Regions from separate parts of the Homo sapiens genome. Here region 2 is linked to region 1. Evidence: chromatin contacts called from ENCODE Hi-C or POLR2A ChIA-PET data. All regions are on one chromosome and are shown on one strand. Each heading gives the region's core, a stretch centred on a gene start or an enhancer-like site at or near the end of the contact. The rest is flanking DNA. Distances are from core to core; before and after follow the strand shown. Region 1 holds the start of EGLN1 (egl-9 family hypoxia inducible factor 1). Region 2 holds the start of HEATR1 (HEAT repeat containing 1).

Region 1 (3,121 bases), core at 584-3,083:
TTGTATTTAAATTACATTTTACATAATTTATGTGTATGAAAAATGTTTTAAATGCTTATTTTCGTAAGCCATGAGATAGCTCCTTTATATTTTAAGAATTTCTGAATTAATTTGCTTGGATTTTATTAGTGCAAATGGCAGAGCTAGCAATTCCTTTTTCTGTGTTCCCATTCCATCCTATTCATCCCTCTTTTAGGAAACTCTGAACTCTGGATTGTCCTTGTTTACATACCTGCCTCCTGCATTGGACTATGTGTCTCTGAGTGTAGTATGACTAATTCATTTGTTTGTCAAGGACTCTCAATGCATTTGTTGAACAGCCTAATTAGTAATGTCTGCAACAATGACATTTTACTGTATTTAATAAAGCTCTGGGAAAGTAGGATACACATAAGACAGGTCTAGGTCTAAATTCTTTACAGAAACTTGGATTTTTAGTTCGGTTTGAAATTTGAAGATGTGAGTATATTTATCTCAGTTTCCCAAAGGACAAGCTAATTGGAATTATCATCCTCTTTCACTTGATTGGATCCCCAGAATGCCATTTACGCATGCAGCAGGATTTTATAACAGTTTTAAATTCTGTATATTTGATGAAGAGGTTTTATATTTTTGGATTCAAGCCTCTTTTTAAACTTCTACAATATGGTTTACAATAATTCCTTATATCCTGCTTTTGAAATACATATTACAACTTTTTAAGTTTGGAAGGCTATATTTCAAGGACTGAAGTTACAGTATACTCAAGTGATACACAAGCCTAGCACCCCACTTTCCACATAGTGTTCGATAAAGATTGATAAACTCGAAATCACAGACCTTTTAATTCTTAAGACAAATAGCAGCAGAAAGAAACATCTTTGGCTTATTTCTGGTAAGGTTTTTATGCTCTGTAAAACAAAGAATTGTATTCATCCGCGCAGCACAGATTCTATTAAAAATAAATGTGAGAGTCGTTAATGTAGTACTGCTCATTTACCATCAAAATTCACTTTTCAGGAATAATCCCATCAGTTTAAATTGGATATTGGAATGAGCATTGATTACATTTAACTTGGTAGCCCAAAATTTCTTCATGGGGTTTTGAACTCGGCGGGATTTCAAAGGTTTTAAAAATGAGTTTTTGATTTTTTTTAAAACCCTCAAATTTCATTACCTTTAAACTAGGTCGAAACGGGGCGCAAGAGATTGGATTAACACCATAGTAATACTTATTTTGTTCTTAACCATTTCAGGGCTTCTTGAAATAGAGGCTGTATGGTGTAATGGAAAAAACAGCCTTGGAATCTGGGAGCCTGATTCCTGGATTCAGTCCCAGTTTTGCGTGACCTTGGGCAAGTTACTTTACTTCTCTGAATTTCCGTTTCCTCCTCTGCAAAATGAGGATCGCAATAGCCACCTTGCAACCTTGACTGGAGCGAGCCTCGCACACCCCGCGCCGGCCTGGAGGAAGAGCAGCCATGATTACGCCGCCTTCGCTCCGCTACCCGCTTGCGGCTGGCGCCCTCCTCCAGCAGGTGTAGGCGCTGCCGCGCTGCCCCACGCCTTTCCGCCGCTCGCGGGCCTGCGCCTCGGCGTCCCCGAGGAGGCCGCTGCGGGCTGAGGTAGCGCACCGGCCTCTCGGCGTCCCAGTCCGGTCCCGGGCGGAGGGAAAGCGGGCGACCCACCTCCGAGGCAGAAGCCGAGGCCCGGCCCCGCCGAGTGCGGAGGAGCGCAGGCAGCCCCCGCCCCTCGGCCCTCCCCCCGGCCCTCCCGGCCCTCCCTCCGCCCCCTCCGCCCTCGCGCGCCGCCCGCCCGGGTCGCCGCGGGGCCGTGGTGTACGTGCAGAGCGCGCAGAGCGAGTGGCGCCCGTATGCCCTGCGCTCCTCCACAGCCTGGGCCGGGCCGCCCGGGACGCTGAGGCGGCGGCGGCGGCCGAGGGGGCCGGTCTTGCGCTCCCCAGGCCCGCGCGCCTGAGCCCAGGTTGCCATTCGCCGCACAGGCCCTATTCTCTCAGCCCTCGGCGGCGATGAGGCGCTGAGGCGGCTGCCGGCGCTGCGCCGGAGCTTAGGACTCGGAAGCGGCCGGGCCGAGGGCGTGGGGTGCCGGCCTCCCTGAGGCGAGGGTAGCGGGTGCATGGCGCAGTAACGGCCCCTATCTCTCTCCCCGCTCCCCAGCCTCGGGCGAGGCCGTCCGGCCGCTACCCCTCCTGCTCGGCCGCCGCAGTCGCCGTCGCCGCCGCCGCCGCCGCCATGGCCAATGACAGCGGCGGGCCCGGCGGGCCGAGCCCGAGCGAGCGAGACCGGCAGTACTGCGAGCTGTGCGGGAAGATGGAGAACCTGCTGCGCTGCAGCCGCTGCCGCAGCTCCTTCTACTGCTGCAAGGAGCACCAGCGTCAGGACTGGAAGAAGCACAAGCTCGTGTGCCAGGGCAGCGAGGGCGCCCTCGGCCACGGAGTGGGCCCACACCAGCATTCCGGCCCCGCGCCGCCGGCTGCAGTGCCGCCGCCCAGGGCCGGGGCCCGGGAGCCCAGGAAGGCAGCGGCGCGCCGGGACAACGCCTCCGGGGACGCGGCCAAGGGAAAAGTAAAGGCCAAGCCCCCGGCCGACCCAGCGGCGGCCGCGTCGCCGTGTCGTGCGGCCGCCGGCGGCCAGGGCTCGGCGGTGGCTGCCGAAGCCGAGCCCGGCAAGGAGGAGCCGCCGGCCCGCTCATCGCTGTTCCAGGAGAAGGCGAACCTGTACCCCCCAAGCAACACGCCCGGGGATGCGCTGAGCCCCGGCGGCGGCCTGCGGCCCAACGGGCAGACGAAGCCCCTGCCGGCGCTGAAGCTGGCGCTCGAGTACATCGTGCCGTGCATGAACAAGCACGGCATCTGTGTGGTGGACGACTTCCTCGGCAAGGAGACCGGACAGCAGATCGGCGACGAGGTGCGCGCCCTGCACGACACCGGGAAGTTCACGGACGGGCAGCTGGTCAGCCAGAAGAGTGACTCGTCCAAGGACATCCGAGGCGATAAGATCACCTGGATCGAGGGCAAGGAGCCCGGCTGCGAAACCATTGGGCTGCTCATGAGCAGCATGGACGACCTGATACGCCACTGTAACGGGAAGCTGGGCAGCTACAAAATCAATGGCCGGACGAA
Region 2 (3,242 bases), core at 539-3,038, 5.2 Mb before region 1:
TTTACTTTCCAAAGTAAAATTCGGCATGGCACTATACACCATCACAGCTGACATAGGAAGGACTGAGTCAAATCTTTGTAGCACTTTTTCAAGTTTCACTTAAATAAAGCTTTTAAAAAATATATAGGGTATTTTTTAAGCAAAAAAAGCAAATTATCTTATCAATGAAACAGACCTGGTGTTCATTTCTTTTAAAGTACCGAAAGCTGATTGCTTCTGTAAAGGTAAAACTCCTGTGACATGTTAGAAAGAAAAAAAAAATTCCTTTGAGAGATATGTTTGTAAGAATGAAATAGGTACTACTAGAATTTTCATGTTATTCTCTGCAAGGCACTCAACACCACATGAAAAGAAGATTATTAACAGTCAGTAGAAATACTAATAACTGAAGAAAATATTTGGTTGTTTTAAATGCTTTTAAAGCAAACCAACAACAAAAGATTCTGTTTGTAAATGGGAGAGAATCTGCATGAGGTATAGACAACCAGGGCCTCCAAATTTGTAGCTGTGTTTCTGACATTCTCCAGGGAAGACGGTTACAGAAAGACTTGACCCCCTGGCCCCGCAGAGCTCTTCAGAGAAATTAATGCATCCAGAAAAGACAGAGCATCAGATCTCACTCCTTCGTCTGGAAGACGTCAGTTCATCCTAGTTCTAGCGCATACCGGTGTTTTGGAAACAGATTAGCTATATTCATACATAAGGATACTCTTCCGCAACACTATCTGTAGTGAGGCCAAGACCAGTGGTTGCGGGAATCTTCGCAAACAGGCAAGAGACAATTTTTAGGGGCGATGGAAACTGTCATTTTGACTGGGGAGGTCATTACACCTATACATGCATTTGCTAAAAGTCATCAAACTCTTCCACTGACGTGGGTGTAACCATTGTTTGTAAATTATACCTCAACAGGATTCGATTAATTTATTTATTGAGACAGTCTCGCTCTGTGGAGTGCAGTGGTGCAATCTTGGCCCACTGCAACCTCCGACTCCCGGGTTCCAGCGATTCTTCTGTCTCAGCTTTCCTAGTAGCTGGGATTACAGGCGCCCGCCACCACGTCCGGCTAATTCTTTTATTTTTAGTAGAGACGGGGTTTCGCTATGTTGGCCAGGCTGGTCCCGAACTCCTGACCTCAGGTGATCAGCTCGCCTGAGCTTCCCAAAGTGCTCGGATTACAGGCCGCGCCTGACTATGATTCGTTTTGAAAGAAAAAAATATATGCCATTTACCCCTCGGGAATGGAAACATAGAGGAGTGACAAGATCTCCCCCAAGCTCTGGGGCGGTGGAGTCCAGCATTTATAGATCGGTTTGCACTAGGAGCAGAAGCTCCTTTCACGACAATCTCGGCCTCTTCCCACTTTGTAGAGTGAGTAACAAGCTCGGAGAGATGAAATAATTTGGTGGCGTTAACCCGGCCGACAGGCGCCAGCGCCAGGATTTGAACCCAAACCACGTGACTTCACAACCCATAGCTTTCAACACTACGCGGTGCTGCTGGCACCTAGTAAAGGCTGGATCACTACTGAATGAATGATTCTGGCTACGGATCCTTAAAGCCCACAGAAGGCCCATCCAGAGACCGAAAGCTTCAGACACAAGCCGCAGAGCAGACCGCTAAACCGGAGCTACAGAGGCGAAGCTCAGACTTGAGCCTGAGTCCGGCGGGCTGAGGGGCGGGCTTTCGTCTCGGGAGGCGGAGCTGTCTCGTCGCATTCCCGGCAAGCTTGAACCTCTTCACTTGCCGTAGCGCCTGCAGCAGGAAGTTGCTCTACAGCATGCCTTAGGTTTCCGGGTGAGGGTTGGGCTCCTTGGTACCATGTGGGAAGCGCTGTGAAGAGTTGTTGCCTTCCAAGATATACCCAAATTCCCAGTTCCAGGTAAGCGGCACAGAGCCGCTTGATGTGGCTGCGGATGGGGGCGGCATATCGAGGGAGGGTAAGAGTTTTCCGGATATCTGCGGAATCAGGGTTGAAGGAAAGCCTTGGCGCGGTCGCCGCTACTGTAATTAGTTGTTAACGCTGCTGCCATCGTCTTTGCATCTCCGGGGTCCACAAATCTCAGGACACCCGCGTTGTGTGTCCATGACGGTGCTGAGTGCAGAAGAGAATTGTTTGTTTACGAGGCGCCTTATAATTTCGTAGAAACTTATCAAAGTGCTTACGTTTTTTTAGCCCGTGTCATTAAAACTCCGCTGGCGTGAAAGATGACGTCCTTAGCCCAGCAGCTGCAACGACTCGCCCTCCCTCAAAGTGATGCCAGCCTCTTATCTAGAGATGAAGTTGCTTCTTTGTTATTTGACCCTAAGGAAGCGGCCACAATCGACAGGGACACCGCCTTCGCCATTGGTGAGCCATCTTTTAACTTAGAAAAGCTCTTGGAAGCGTTTGTTTTCTGGATGTTACTGTTTTTTTTTTTTCCCCTTGTTTTCTCTTCTGTCCCGTCCTCTTCCTTAGCAGTTTCTAGCATGTTGATGTATATTTTTAAGGGAAAGAGAACATAACAGTCAGGTGCTTGGTGCTTGAAATGTTTATGAGTAGAGGTATCTGGATTTCACAGATGAAGAAACAAAATTAGAGAGGTCAACTAATATGTCAAAGAGAAGAACAGCTAAAAGGGGGATGGAGGCAGTGACTGGGGTGACGGAGAAGTCCTCTCAGAGGACTGGCCTAGTTATTGTAGGGGATATCCAAAAAAAAAAAAAAAAAAGTGTTCCCTGCCACGAAGTACTTTCTGTTCTAGTAGATGAGATAGGATTTACTCTAAAAGTTGAAAACTAGAAATCAGTGTTTGGGACTGTATTATAAATTATATGTACTTAAAGAATTCAGAAACTTCTTAGGGGTAAGTAAAACTGTAAAAGAGGGGTGGGATGAATTTGCTTACGAAGAATTGTTAAATAAACTGGCCTTTTTTGAAATTTAGGATGTACTGGCCTGGAAGAGTTGCTTGGAATTGATCCTTCCTTTGAGCAGTTTGAAGCACCGTTGTTCAGTCAGCTAGCAAAAACCTTGGAGCGAAGTGTTCAGACCAAAGCAGTAAACAAACAGTTGGATGAAAACATTTCATTATTCCTTATTCACTTGTCGCCTTACTTCCTGCTTAAGCCAGCACAGAAGTGTCTGGAGTGGTTGATTCACAGGTAGCTAATAGAATTACAGAAATAACTATGGGTTAATCACTTTGGTCTTGTAAAAAATTAAGTAGTTGAGAACTTATCAAATTAAAGCTGAAAAATTA

Evidence for each region. A loop is a pair of places that touch in the nucleus more often than their neighbours do. ChIA-PET counts read pairs that join two places held with the same protein, here RNA polymerase II (POLR2A). Pooled maps may share reads with other maps.
Region 2: a pooled map shows a loop between it and region 1 (9-fold over the local background). The contact joins the promoter of HEATR1 here to the promoter of EGLN1 in region 1. A Hi-C loop is called at or near these places in 1 of 37 single-sample maps with no recorded cell type and 5 of 50 pooled maps. POLR2A ChIA-PET finds 5 or more read pairs at or near these places in 1 of 52 experiments (K562).

The regions. Positions count from the first base shown.
Region 1 is chr1:231,420,999-231,424,119 of GRCh38, reverse strand. EGLN1 (egl-9 family hypoxia inducible factor 1) reads left to right here and starts at 1,833. Exons shown (of 5, transcript NM_022051.3): 1 at 1,833-3,121. The coding sequence starts at 2,232. RefSeq lists silencers at 1,368-1,692, 1,448-2,627 and an enhancer at 3,008-3,121.
Region 2 is chr1:236,603,062-236,606,303 of GRCh38, reverse strand. HEATR1 (HEAT repeat containing 1) reads left to right here and starts at 1,788. Exons shown (of 45, transcript NM_018072.6): 1 at 1,788-1,882; 2 at 2,177-2,350; 3 at 2,928-3,144. The coding sequence starts at 2,209. RefSeq lists an enhancer at 1,588-1,847.